Linked DNA regions of Homo sapiens: region 2 is linked to region 1. A link is a contact called in ENCODE Hi-C or POLR2A ChIA-PET data. All regions are on one chromosome and are shown on one strand. Each heading gives the region's core, a stretch centred on a gene start or an enhancer-like site at or near the end of the contact. The rest is flanking DNA. Distances are from core to core; before and after follow the strand shown. Region 1 overlaps ITGA9 (integrin subunit alpha 9). Region 2 overlaps ITGA9 (integrin subunit alpha 9).

Region 1 (6,590 bases), core at 2,836-5,335:
GGTAATTATACAGCAGTTCCCATCAGTCATTGAGGGTTGCTGCAGAGCATGTCAGAGGCTTAATTCTTAGGCACTTTCCTGGCCTGCAGAAAAAAGCCCTCTGACAAAGAGATGGGGATACTGACTAGATAGAACTGCAGTCTGTGCAGGTTACACAGTGATAAGACCCCAGGTGGAACCACTTATAGCTGACTACATTTTTTAATATCTTCACTTTGGTGTTTTATTATTGTCAAATTACTTGCAATAATGTATCTTAAGTTGGTCACTCAAGAAAACTTGGTTAAATTCATGGGCCTAGAAGATCAACATCAAATCTTTGTCTTCAAGACCTAAGGGAATCTGGATGTGCCCTACACATATCTACTTGCCTCTCGCTAATCTTTCTGCTAAGAGTGTCCTTCTCCTGCCCCTTTCCATGTTATTTCTGCCCACCTTCATCCTCTGATCATGTTTATTTTTCTCTCTGGCTGGAATGTACTCCCTGTTTTTCTGCCCATCAATAGGCAGAGCATTTTACAAGCAAGTGAGTTTTAGGATCATTCTTTCAGATGTGGCTCAATTGCTACCTGTCTCTGGAAGCTTCATGTAATAACTTCAGTCAACAGTGATATCTTTTCCCTGAGTTTCTCTTGCCCCTTGATCTTCACCTGTTCCTTTGGCAGGTCTTATCAACTTCATGGTTTATTTCCTGGGTAATTCATTTACCAGCATGCATTCAGGAGGTGCCTGACAGTCCTCACTTATTCCCTGTAGCTTAATTAACACCGTCTCTTAATTCTTCATGTTATAATCAATTTATTTGGTATTTTTTGCTCATATCTCTCATAGAAAGACAACAGATGAGCAATTTTGGTTTTATGGTTTACTCATGTTTGTAATTTTAAACTCTGAAAATTGAAAAGCTTTGATAGTTGTCAACAAAGTACCCAGAAAGAAGGTTGCCCATGAGAGTGGCTAAAGACATCTAGAGTCATCTCAAATGCCTCCACAAATTTCAAAGAAAATTGTCAAGAGAAAAGTTAAGCACCTCAGTAGCATTTGTAAAGAGATGACACCTTATGTTCTAAATATTCTCCCAGTATTCTAAAATATTCTAAATGCTAAGGAAATAAACACAATTTTATTTATAATCTTATAGCCAAGTATGTTTCATATACATTGATACTATTTAGTTGCATTTTTATATGCTTTAGGAGCAATGGGAAAGGCAAAGGAGCACTGACTGGACCAGGGGTTAGAGCTCTGCCCTTGTCTGCTGAGTGGCCTTGGGGAAGTCATTTAACTGTCTGCCTTTATCTGCAAAATGGTGACCCAAATGGGCCCCCTTCCAGCTGTCAAATTCCATGTCTGATTTTATGATGTCTGCCCTTTTTAAGAATGGGAAGCATTGTTTGTGATTTCACATTGCAGGGGCTATTTACATGTATGATTTGCATCATTGATTTTATGATACATTGTTGAGAGTATCTGTGATTTTTTTGGAAGCTGAATCCTTACTGAGGGCATGCTGCCCCTAGTTATGATATTGCTCCTAGGAAGAATAAAATCTGCTTCACAATGTCCTTTTTGGTATGATTTCCATGATTGAGAAAACTGGGGATTGTATGTGTAGTACATCTGGTTTATCCACTTGTCTGTCCATGGACACTTTGGGTTGTGTCTACCCTTGGCTACTGTGAATAGTGCTGCTATGAACATGGGGGAACAAATGTCTCTTTGAGTTCCTGCTTTCAGTTCATTGGGTAATAAACCCAAAAGTATAATTTTTGGGTTATATGACAATTCTATGTTTAATTATTTTGAGAAATGTTCATATTGTTTTCCAAGCAGCCACTCGATTTTACGTTCCTACCAACAGTGCACAAGGGTTTCAATTTCTCCACATTCTTGACAATTCTTGTCTTCTGTTTTTTTGATAGTTGCCATCCTAATAGTCATGAAGTGGGAAAAAATAGTTTTTAAAAAGTAACAGATGGATAAACAACTAAGAGAAAGAAGGAAGGAGTGAAGGATGGACGGATGGACAGACTTGGCTGCCCTATACTATTATCCTAGTCATCATTGTTAAATATAGTTGTGGTTGGTAGATACAATACCGATAATAATAATGATGGTGTAATGAGAATTTTTTTAATGCAAATATAGTTGGATGCATTTGATTAACACTTGTGCTAGCCTTTACTCAGGCTAGATTTATGATGGCAGCAAAAGAAAAGGTCATGGTTTTTATGTCTAAGACTTAAGGAAAATCTAAGTGATCCAACAGAATATTATTAAGCACCATCCAAAAAATTATCTGGATAGAAGAGGAAATTTTTGCTTTAGTTGCCTTAGTGATTCAGCATATGTGGTTGATATGGAAATGTATTGCATTTACCCAACAAGGAACTTTGAATGGTAATCCTAATGTACAGTGATGAATGAGGACAGAAAACAAGTTCTACAGAGATTTTCTGGCTTGACACAGCTGCCAAGATGTCATCAGTAACATCTTCCATTGAGTATAGTGAATGAATTGGTGCTAAACTTAAGTACAAACCCAATAACGCAGTCAAAAAAAAGCCAGCTGCTATAAGATATACTTGGGTAGGATTTTTAATAACAAATGAGCAATATATTTTCAGCAGGCTATATATATGCTGTAAGATAAGCTTTATAGAAGCAGTACACTTTGTATCTTATGTTGACTACTAATAATGATTTTCATATAAAAGCACAGCAAAGAGATCCATGTACAAAGTAATATAACCCACTTAAAAGACTGCACAAGCAAATTAAAATAAAAAGGGAAATTTCTCAGGGAATAAAATTTCTTGAAGATTAGAAACACTGTTCCTCAATAAATAAGCACCCCTGGAATGTTTAGCACAAAAACTCTATGCTTGATCGTTTTACTATTTCAGCAGGACTGTCAGAGAGGTTGGTCTTTGTGGAGTCCTGTTCCTTTCAGGTGTTTGTAAACTTTCTTGCCAAAGCCCTTCCCGACTGAGATGGAGTTGATATTAGAGCCATGGCTGGGACAACCTTCATGCCAAAGGAGGTGTGCTGCTAGTTGCAACTCAGACCCTGCATGGCCGGGTGACCTCAGTTGGGTGGGTTCCCCTTTCTGGGGCTCAACTTCTTCATCTGTAAAATGTGAAGGGGGAGCTGATGATCTGTTGTGGGGATGTCATGGATGTTCATTCATTCAAGTGTTCACTGAACACCTGCTAGGAGAGACCAACCTCTCTGACAGTCCTGCTGAAAGATGAAAACAATCAGGCACGGGGTTTTTATGCTGAACATTCCACGGTGCTTAGTTATTTATTGAAGAAGAATCTTTCTGATATTCAAGGAATTTTATTCCCTGAGAAATTATGTGCCAGGCACTACTCTGTCACTAGGAGTTCAACGATAAGCAAAGCCAGAGAAGGGTCCTACCCCTGATGTTTAGATTCTAGTAGGGGATAGACAGTCCTCAACCAAAAAGCCCCACAAACAAATGCATAACCACAACTTCGATAAGTGCCATGAAGGGTTGATGGGGCACATGGGGGGTGGGGGGCTCATAATGGGAGGATTTATTTCACCTAGGCAGGGAGATCAGGAAGGATCCCCTGGGGACATGATAGTCAGGGGGCTGGAGAATGTGGGTTATGTTGGAGAGGAATGAGTTTTGAAGGGATAGGAGTTGCTGGGTTCTCATACCAGCACAGCGTCTTCTCTCTCTTCATCTCAATTTCCTCATCTCTCTAATATGGGCCTAATATCAAGACCCTTTCTCAGTGTTGTGAGGTTTCAGAAGGATGACATATTTGACAACACCCAATATCATGCTGGCACATCACATTTTCATTTCATTTCTAAAAATAACTTTGGAAGCAGAGATGTGCTGTTTTAGTCAAAGACTTTTTTAGCTTTGGAGAAAGAATGAAACCCCAGCTTTGAGACTCCTCTAAAAAAAATCTGAGTTCACATTCTGCCCTGGAAGTTGCCTGGCTGCTTCCCTTAATCACAGAGCCTTGTTTGAATCACTTGACTTTGAAATCCCAGGAATGACTTTGCTGTGTGATTAAGTGACAGAGGCCCAAGGTTTGGGGATTGGCAGAAGTTTAGATGTCCCTGGCCTGATCCCTTACCCTTTACATATAAGGAAAGGAAGCTGATCACATGAACAACTAAACTGGAATGAGGAGGCAGCCCCTCCTCCATGGTCCTGGGCTCATCTATACTGTCTCCCTGCCAAATATTCCATGGAAACCTTGGACACTGTCTGATGTCAGGACTACTTATGAATGCCTGTCCACTTCCTTCTCAAGATAAAGCTAGGTTAGCACTCTCTCATAACTCAAGCCTGAGGTTTATTCTTTTAATCTTCCAAAAGCAAACAGAAGAACAGAAATAACCTATCCACTGTTTAAGATTAAAATGGCCAACAATAATAAATAATTGCCACAATAGCTTGAGATCAGGGTCTTAATTTATTGGAGGCCGTTCAAGAATTTGCAGCTCTTAAGTTAATTTTTCACATCTTGTTTGGATCCTCAGAGCCCGTGCTTCCAAAGCAAGGCCATCATATTTCTCATTGCACATGTTATTCTTGTTGATGTGCCAGACATGCAGGAGAGTGAGGTCCTCTCTTCACGGATGGGTAATGAGGATTCCACCCCCCCAGAAATTAGTATTTCAAAGTATTTTTGCCTATGGAGATTTTGAAGAGTTCTCTTCTTTTGCATGGTGTATTAGCTGTATTAATGGTTGCAAACAAGAAAAACGTATGCTGGTTAATTTAAGCAGAAAAGGAATTTATTAAAAGGATGTGGGGTGGTTCAGAGCATAGACAAGAAGGCTGGGGAACCAACACAGGCAGGAAACAGAGGAGGCAAGTCTTAGTCCAGGGTTCCACCTCTGGGCCCTTTACTCCTCTGTAGCTACTTCAGATGATCCCTGGTGTCTCTGTGCAACCCTCAAAATTTGTAGCCCTGGGTGGGAGCATCTGTTCTCACATCGCTGCCACTTGATCACCCTTAGATCACATGATTTCACTTAGGCAAGTGCCCACACCCTAGTGATCAAGAAGAGGGGAAAGAGAGGGTCTGCCCCCTTTCTGCTGATGTGCCGCCCCACCTATCTTGAGATTCCCCCAAAACACGAGGATGTCAGGATGCTGAGTGGCCAAAAATAACAACTGTTCATTATACAAACCCTTATATCCTTAATTACGTCTTCCATTAACTGGTTATCCGATTAAAACTGGCCACTCACATGGATTTATTTTGTTCAAAGGTCGCATCACACAATAATCATCAGTCTCTCATGCATCTTCATCCTTGTCATCTTCAGCCTCAGCCTTATCACCGTTCTCATCCTAGCCCCGTTCACTCACCCCTGTCCTGGGCCCCCATTTCCCTCCATCTCCTCACCTCTCAAACGTTCACCTCTTTCTCCTCCAACTCCCAGTCTTTCACCCTACTTCTATTTCACTACAAAATAGAAGCAATCACAGAGGAATTCCCGCATGTTCCTACCACCCATCTACTAATGCATCTTCAGCTCACCTCCAGCCAGGCGAGAACAGTCATTCATCAGACCCCAGCAATTGTTGCCTGTCGTGTTTTCATTAATTGTTGCCTCTCTAATGGATCATTCCCATTAGCTTGCAAATATGCTATGATAATTCCCATCTTAATAAAAAAGAGCAAAAAAACTCCCTGGAGCCCACTTCCCCCACCAGCTACCATCCAATTTCTCTGTTCTCCTTTAGAGAAAAACTCCTCCAAATAGTTGTCTGTCCTCATTGCTTCCATTTGTTCTCCTCCTACATCTCTGAAACTCTCTCCAGTTAGGCTTTCCTCCCATCGTGCCACTTCAGCAGTTCTTATCAAGGTCACCAGTGACCTCCAGAAGGCTGATTCCAATGGCCAGTTCTAATTATTCCCATTGTTCTGGCCTGTCTGCCATATTGGACAAAATTGATCCTTCCTTTCTTGAGACTGTCCTCTGTGACCATGTGGATGACTCCTCTCTCGATTTTCCTCTTCCTTCTCTAGCCATGCTTTTCCAGTCTTGTTGGCTGACACCTCCTCATCTTCAACTCCTAAATGTGAGTCCTCATTTCTATCTATACTCATTTCCTAGTGATCGTTTCTAGTCTGTCCCAAATGTATCCTAGCCCAGACCCCTCCTTCAACTCCAGACTCATGCATCCACCTGCCTCAAAATCTCCTTTAAAACCCAATAGGCATTTGGATTTTCTCTGCTGAACCTTCTCAACCCAGTCTTTCCCATCTCAATAAATGACAACTTTTCTCTTCTAGTTATTGAATCCAAAATCCTTGAAGCAGTCCTTGACTCCTCTTTTCCTAACACCCTTCATCCAGTCCATGAGAAAAATCTGTTGGCATGACCTTTGAAATGTGTCCAGAATATGACCCCTTCTCACCCCCTCAGCTGCCATCACCCTGGCCTTCACGTTCATCTTCTCACACCTGGATTGTCACAAGAGCCTCCTACTCAGGCCCCCTGTTCCTCTCCTGGCCACTCCACAGACCGTTCACATCATAGCCAATGCGAGCCTCCTTTAAACACTAACGTCAAGTCACGCTGCT
Region 2 (6,914 bases), core at 4,382-6,881, 85 kb after region 1:
GCAGGAGAGTCGTCTGTAATCTCAGCTACTCAGGAGGCTGAGGCAGGAGAATTGCTTGAACCCAGGAGGCGGAGGTTGCGGTGAGCCGAGATCACACCACTGCACTTCAGCCTGGGCAAAAGAGTGAGACTCTGTCTCAATTTAATTAAAAAAAAAAAAAGCAAAACACCTGAAATGAACAATTCATTAGAGGGGCTCAATAGCATATTTGAGCTGACACAGAATCAGTGAACTTGAAGCTGGATTACAGTACAGATTTTCCAATCTGAAGAACAGAAGGAAAAAAGAATAAAACACAAGCAAAATGGTTGAAGCCCCAGAGGCCTTTGGTGTGCTTTGTGGGACACCACAAAGTTTATCAAGATATACACAATTGGAGTTGCAGAGAAAGACGATAGAGAAAAGAGGGCAGAAAAAAAAATTTGATGAAATATCGTTCCAAAACAGTGGCAGTGTATAAACTCTTCAATAAATGATATGAAGACAATTGGCTATCCATTTGGGAAGACATTAGAGAAAGCCTGTACCTCACAGAAAAAAACAAACAAACAAAAAACAGGTGAATTAAAGTTAGATGTTAAAAAAAATATTTGCAGAACTGAATATTTTCATAATCTTTAGATGGGAAGCTCTTCTTCCTAAGCAAGCCATAAAATCCTGAAACCATAAAGAAAAAATTAACAAATTTAAACCTATAAAAATGTTAAACTTTTATGTGATCAAAATACATCATAAGGGAAAAGATATTTGGGAGAACATATTTGCAACATGGGTAACAAATAGATAATATATAAATTACTTCTACAAAATAATGCAGAAAAGACCAAAAATTATAAAAATGGTTGAAGTTATATGAACAGGAAATTCACAAAAGAAGAAATTTTAGGGGCTGGGTGTGGTGGCTCATGCCTGTCATCCCAGCACTTTGGGAGGCTGAAGCAGGAGGATCACTTGAGGCCAGGAGTTCAAAAAGAAATTTTAATAGCAAATAAACATATAGAAAGATGCCTAGCCTCACTGGTAATCAGAGCAATGCAAACTTAAAATGAGGTTTTTCTCCTCATTAAACTGGCAAAAATCTAAAAAATTGTTAAGATCCATTGTTGGTTAAGATGAAGAGAAATGAGCACTTTCAAATACTGCTGGTATGAAAGGCAATTTGACAATAACTACCAAAATTTAAAATATGAATATCAACAATTCCACTTTTAGGAACCTGTCTCAAAATTTTCACATAATATATCCAGGAGAAACTTCTAATTTTCTGATAGTAGGTGTATATTATCAGGGTTCTCAGCATAAATGTTGACTTCTATTTTGGTGAAGCAGAATATAACTTTAATAATGCTCCCTTAGGATTCTGAGAGAAAGTTGTTAGATTCAGACCAAAAAGTATGAAATCTTACTAACTTATTACAGATAGGTATAGTGCAGAGATACTGTATCAAGTACTTTACAAGAACAAATTAATCTAATCTTCATAATAATTTCTTAAGGAAATTGAGGCAAGGAAGAGTTAGAGGGAAGGCCAAGGTAAATTGGTAAGTGGCTAAGTTGACGTTCACTCTTAACAGTGGGGTTCACTGTGAAATAGGAGTTCAGCAGGACTTGTTTCTCAAGACGCAGGTCACAGAGACCCCGCTGATAAAGCAGGATGTGGTAAAGAAGCCAGCTGAAGACAGCCAGAATCAAGATGGTGACACTAATGATAATTCACCAGCACCATGACAATTTACAGATGCCATGGCAACTCCTAGAAGTTACTCTGTATGCTCTAAAAACAGAAGGAACCCTGGGTTCTGAGAATTCGCAGCCCCTCTCCTGTAAAACTCATGAATAATCCACTCCTTTTTTAGCATTTAATCAAGAAATAACCATTAAAATAGGCAAGCAGCAGCCCTTGGGGCTGTGTTACCTATGGGGTAACCACCTTTTATTTCTTTACTTTCTTAATAAACTTGCTTTCACTTTACTCTCTGGGCTTCCTCTTGAATTCTTTCCTTTAGGAAGCCAAAACCCACCGGCCCTCCCAGGCCAAACCCCAATTTGGGGGTTCATCCTGCCACAACTGTACAGTGTGGGGTCAAGGGGAACCCTTGGTCTTTTTCACTGAAAAATCAACTCAGAAAAGGCAGATTAATAGGAGAAAAGGCACACAGATTTATTTAACTTGTATACAGGGGAGGCTTCAGAATGAAGACCCAATCCCCTGGTAAGGTACAGAAGCTTATATACCATCTTGAGGTTATAGAAAGAATGCAGGCTCAGAGCATGACCACAACCAGGTTTTAATGGCAAGACATGTCATGGGGGAGAGAAAGAAGGAGGCTTGGCTAGCAAAGGTGGCATTGTTATGTAGATGAAGCCTTCCAGGTCATAACTCCTAGAGAGAATAGATGGTGAATTTCTTTTCAGACTTGTAAAGGTGTCAGACTCAATCTGTCCTAGATCTGGGAAAGGCCTGGAAAGAGAAGGGCTGGCTGCATTCAAGGAGATTCTCTACAGGTGCAAAATTTCCCCACAAGAGACAGTTTTGCAAGGCCACTTCTGTCTGCTGGCCCAGCAGCAGCCATTTCAAACGATGTCAAAGAAATCTATTTTGGGATAAAACATTTTGATTTCCTTTAGCCACTTGCAGGGTCTTGCGCCATCCTTTTGTCTGGGTGCGTAGCTGTCCAGCAGCTCTAGCACTACCTGGAAGTTGAGGCATGGTCATGCAGAACTAAGGCCCCACCCAGGCCTGCTGAGTCAGAGCCTTCACTTCAGCAAGATCCCCAGGGATTCCTTTGTCTGTTCATATTTAAGAAGCCCTGGTCTAAAGCATGAGACTTAAATCTCTGCTCTCCCATTTTCTTATCTGTAAAATGGTGATGACAGTCCTCACCACAAGAGGCTGTTGTGGGGATATTTTTATACACATGTTCATTCTTTCAACAAATACTTTGCGCCCAGCATATGCTAAGCACCTAGTGCAGAGAGGAAAACAGACAAAAAGTAATTTCCAGCCATCATGTAGCTTACATTCTGGTGGGGAAAGAGTAATAAGTAAAGCATATAGTTTATTACATGATGGTAAATGCTCTGGAGAAAAATTTAAAAAGCAAGAGGATAGGGATTGGGAAAGGCTGTAATTTTAAACGGAGTGGTCAGGGACAGTTTCACGGAGACCTTTATTCAGAAGTTGCAGGGACCAAAGCTATCTTACGGGAGTTTGCAATGAGAATTTCTTTGCCCATGGAGTCCTTGCCAAGTCTATGTCTTTTCTGAGAATTCTCTCCCCCTTGATTTCAGCCCTGTTTGATTTCTGACCTTTGAAATGCCAGCCCCCATGCTGCCGTTGTGTGGGGTTCCGACTGGACATCCAGAAGTCTCCGTGTGTGTTCTCATTAGCTTTCACTCTGGGGGAGTTTTCTGCCACAATGTGAATCACTTATTTTGCTGGCAGCAGCAGTTGACAGTGACACTGATTTTTAAAGCCTGCACATTTCACATCAGAAAAGTCCTGGATTTTATGACTTAGCTATGCTTAGAGGATAATTGCAACAAGAAGTCTCCCCTGCAGCCAGCTTATTGGAGCTGAGACTTGTATAAGAGCCAGACCTGGCACTTTAAACAGCCCAGCAAATAACCCAAAACAAAAATGAACAATGCACATTTTTATCTATGCTGCTCTTCCCCATCATGAACACATGCTTCTTTTTTTCCTCGCCTTCACCCTCAATTTTTTTTGTGGAAATTCAATGGTTGACTGTACCAAGCCAGCTCTCTGGGTGAGAGGTTCCTTCTAACAAGGATTAGAAACCCCTCTCATGTAGGAAGAGGTGGATTTGGGGGATTATATGATCCAACCCTCTACCTTTGGACAGAATACAATCGAGATGTCTCCCCAGTACACAGAACTGCTTTTCCAGCAAGTTCTCTTTGTTAAGCCATTCTGGTATCCCTCAAATCCCTTGTTATGACTATCCACAATTCTCCATGCCCCATGACCCTTTCTTAGCTAAAATGAAAAATAATTGCCTAGTTCCCTCATGTAGAGAAGTTGAGCTATTACCTTGACTTCCCCCTTCTCTTCCAAAAAAGATTACAATTCCTTTAATTTTCTTTCCCATCCTAGGGTGTCCTCTTTGCTCTCTCCATATTCTCCAAATAAAAATTCAAAACTGAGCAGCAAATCCTGTGCCTCTTCATCCAACCCCTCCTCATCATGAATCATTATCACTCAGGAAGTAAGGACCTGGTTTACTATCTGAGAACTTTAGTCCTAATAATTTCTCTACACCAACTTCTAGTCCTAATAATTTATCCGTATAATGCTCAGAAACACTCCGAGATTCTCAGTAAAAAAAAAAAAAAAAAAAAAAAAATCAAGGAAATCTTAATGGCCAAAGCCATAGGTCCAAAACCCGGCGTTCCCTCCCACCCAACTTTCCAGGCCATTTTCTCCAATAGCCCCTCATCCCTGACCTTGTCTTCCAGCCTCCCTGGACCATGAATGCTGCTGAAGGCTCTCACTTTGTACTTCCCTGGGCCCCCTGCCCTTGCTAGTGACTTCTCCTCCCCTCTGGCTGTGGAAAGCTACTCATTCTTCAAGACCCAGTTCATATGTCCTCTCTGTCAAGGCTTCCCAGATGCCTTCACAGATGGCCCTGCCTCAGGGCCTTTGCACCTGCCTTTGCTGAGAACACTGTTCCCTCCAATCTTTGCATAGCTGGCTCCTTCTTATTATGCAGATCTGAGCCCAGAGTTCACTTTCTCAATAAGTCTTCCCTGAACACTTTACCTAAAGTTGCAAACCCCCATTACTCTCTATCTCATTTGTATGTTGTTTTCTTCATAGCACTTGTCACTATGTGAAATTACTCTCTTATCATCAGTCTTCTTCCACCAGATTAAAAACACCATGAGAGTAAAGGGCAAGGTCCTTATTTTCTGTGTATTTGCAGCATTTGGTGCCGAGACCATAGTGAGTGGTGAGACAAATGAAAGAAATGGCTGCTTCCACTCTGTTAGTGGCATCCTCAGACACACAGTCACCCCTTGTATCTCCTGGGGATTGGCTCCAGGACATCCCCCCATCTCTACTTGAGATCGCCCAGTAGGAATATTTTGAACAAATTCCTTTAACCCATGGCAGAGGTTGCCTTAATTTCAATGTGAGAATAAGAAGGTGAAATTTTGAAATAAGAGATTGAATTACTTATCAGAAACGAAAGCTTCTTAGAGCAAATTTAAACTCTACAAACTTTGGTCAGGGATTTGAACACATATTTCCTTCCCCCTCAGTTTCTCTCACACAGACACTGCTGATCTCAGTAATGGCCCTAAACTTTCTTTTCTTTTTCTTTTGCATTTTCTTCTTTCTGCACATGTATGAATGCAAGCTGAATAGTCAAGTTCCTGAAATGGGTCAGGATTAGGTTTGCCTTAAATCTTTTTCTCAACAGAAGCCAAACACTTAAAAGAAGGGAGATGGCTGATTGAATTCTGGAACAAAAGTTACATTCCTAGGCTCTTGGTTAATTTGAGCTTGGCTAGAGGGAGAAAGCGTGTGTGTTTCTGTGCACAAGTTACACTCAACACACACCCTCTGGAAGGTGGGGGTAAGCTTCAGTCCCGGCTGTCCGTACAGAGTGTGGTTCAGAGGCTGCCCTTTAACCTGTGTGGCCAGAGAGAATAAATCAAGCCAGCAGTGCTGTCTCCCTGCTGACTGAAGGCGCCCGGCCTTATCAAGGAGCCCAAATGTCTTGTGCTCACAGCTGCTGTGACATCTGGAAGCATTAACACTTTGTTGCCAGCATGTAGGCTAGTTGAATGCCGATGCGTAGGTGCCTGGTGTTTTCTGGTCTGCTACATGAATAGGCGTCAAAAGTTGGTGGTGAGGAGTTTGCTTACGTTCATTCCTTAAAAGCAACATGACACAGAGCCTTGCCATGGCAGGGGTGATGGGTTGTTACCAAAGTCGATAACAGGAAATCTCACTGAGGATAAACAGGGCTCATCGGCCATTGCCGAGAAACACATGGTTCTCATTTAACCTGCCAAGGACTAATTGTGTATGCTTCGGAAGCGCAAAAACAGGAAAACGCTTTTCTGACATACACCCCAAGTTTCTTCAGACCAAAAAGAACTGCCTCAATGTTGTTAGACGCTGAGAAGTAATGATCTCCCCAGCTGTCAGGGAGCCAACCTCACTTACTTCTCTTTAATCTAAACTTATGACCTAAAGCATATTTCAGGCCTCCCATGAAGTCCTTGAAACTTGAGACTTAATGAAGGACACTGAGGTTTCACTTTTCACTGCTCTGGTGTATGTACTCTCAGAAAAGCAGTGGAAGAGGTTAGATAGATGGTGATGTAGGAATCATGGCATCCAGAAAATGAGTGTGATTTACCCTTTGATAAAAGGGAACTAATAAAGCAATATATGCAGGAAATGCAGAGACAACCCAGTGAATAGGTGTGCTGCTTTAGCCTTTAAGGGAAGATGGGTCTGAGCTTCATTCTTTACCTTAAGATGGGTCCAAGAGCTAGAACCAGAATTTAAACAAGCAGATACAATTCCAAGGACCATGTTTTGTCTCATATGGGGGCTATTCACTCATTTATTACCCAAATCAACAGACCATTCTGCTTCCAAAATATTTCATTATCTGTGGAAGGAAAACATTTTTGGTATGCATGTCAAGTGCTCAGATAACATATTTATGTATCGCTTTTTCACTAAAGAGAATCTGACGGCATCTGGAAATTCTTTTGTGTCACTGCCTCTCTCAGACTACTTCCCATCTGTATCGCTTTAACTCCAATAAAAGGCCATCCCCATGCCTGGGAAATGGGCTTTGTCTGGGGAACTTGTCTTTCTCTGATTACATGTAAATTAATTAAAGCCCATCCCGTTTTACAGGGCAGCC

Evidence for each region. Hi-C counts contacts between places; a loop is a spot of excess contacts on that map. ChIA-PET counts read pairs that join two places held with the same protein, here RNA polymerase II (POLR2A).
Region 2: a map of Caco-2 shows a loop between it and region 1 (2.2-fold over the local background). The contact joins two enhancer-like sites. A Hi-C loop is called at or near these places in 1 of 168 maps with a recorded cell type or tissue (Caco-2). POLR2A ChIA-PET finds 5 or more read pairs at or near these places in 1 of 52 experiments (H1).

The regions. Positions count from the first base shown.
Region 1 is chr3:37,676,433-37,683,022 of GRCh38, forward strand. All of the region lies in intron 17 of ITGA9 (integrin subunit alpha 9), which reads left to right. Among named protein-coding and RNA genes, the nearest start is that of ITGA9-AS1, 180 kb to the right of the region's middle. Within about 2 kb of position 4,086, at least 4 of the 41 ENCODE cell types and tissues checked have a DNase peak (open chromatin) inside an H3K27ac peak, as active enhancers do.
Region 2 is chr3:37,760,125-37,767,038 of GRCh38, forward strand. All of the region lies in intron 23 of ITGA9 (integrin subunit alpha 9), which reads left to right. The region is part of intron 3 of ITGA9-AS1 (ITGA9 antisense RNA 1); the gene reads right to left. Among named protein-coding and RNA genes, the nearest start is that of ITGA9-AS1, 98 kb to the right of the region's middle. RefSeq lists an enhancer at 4,384-6,914. Within about 2 kb of position 5,632, at least 15 of the 41 ENCODE cell types and tissues checked have a DNase peak (open chromatin) inside an H3K27ac peak, as active enhancers do.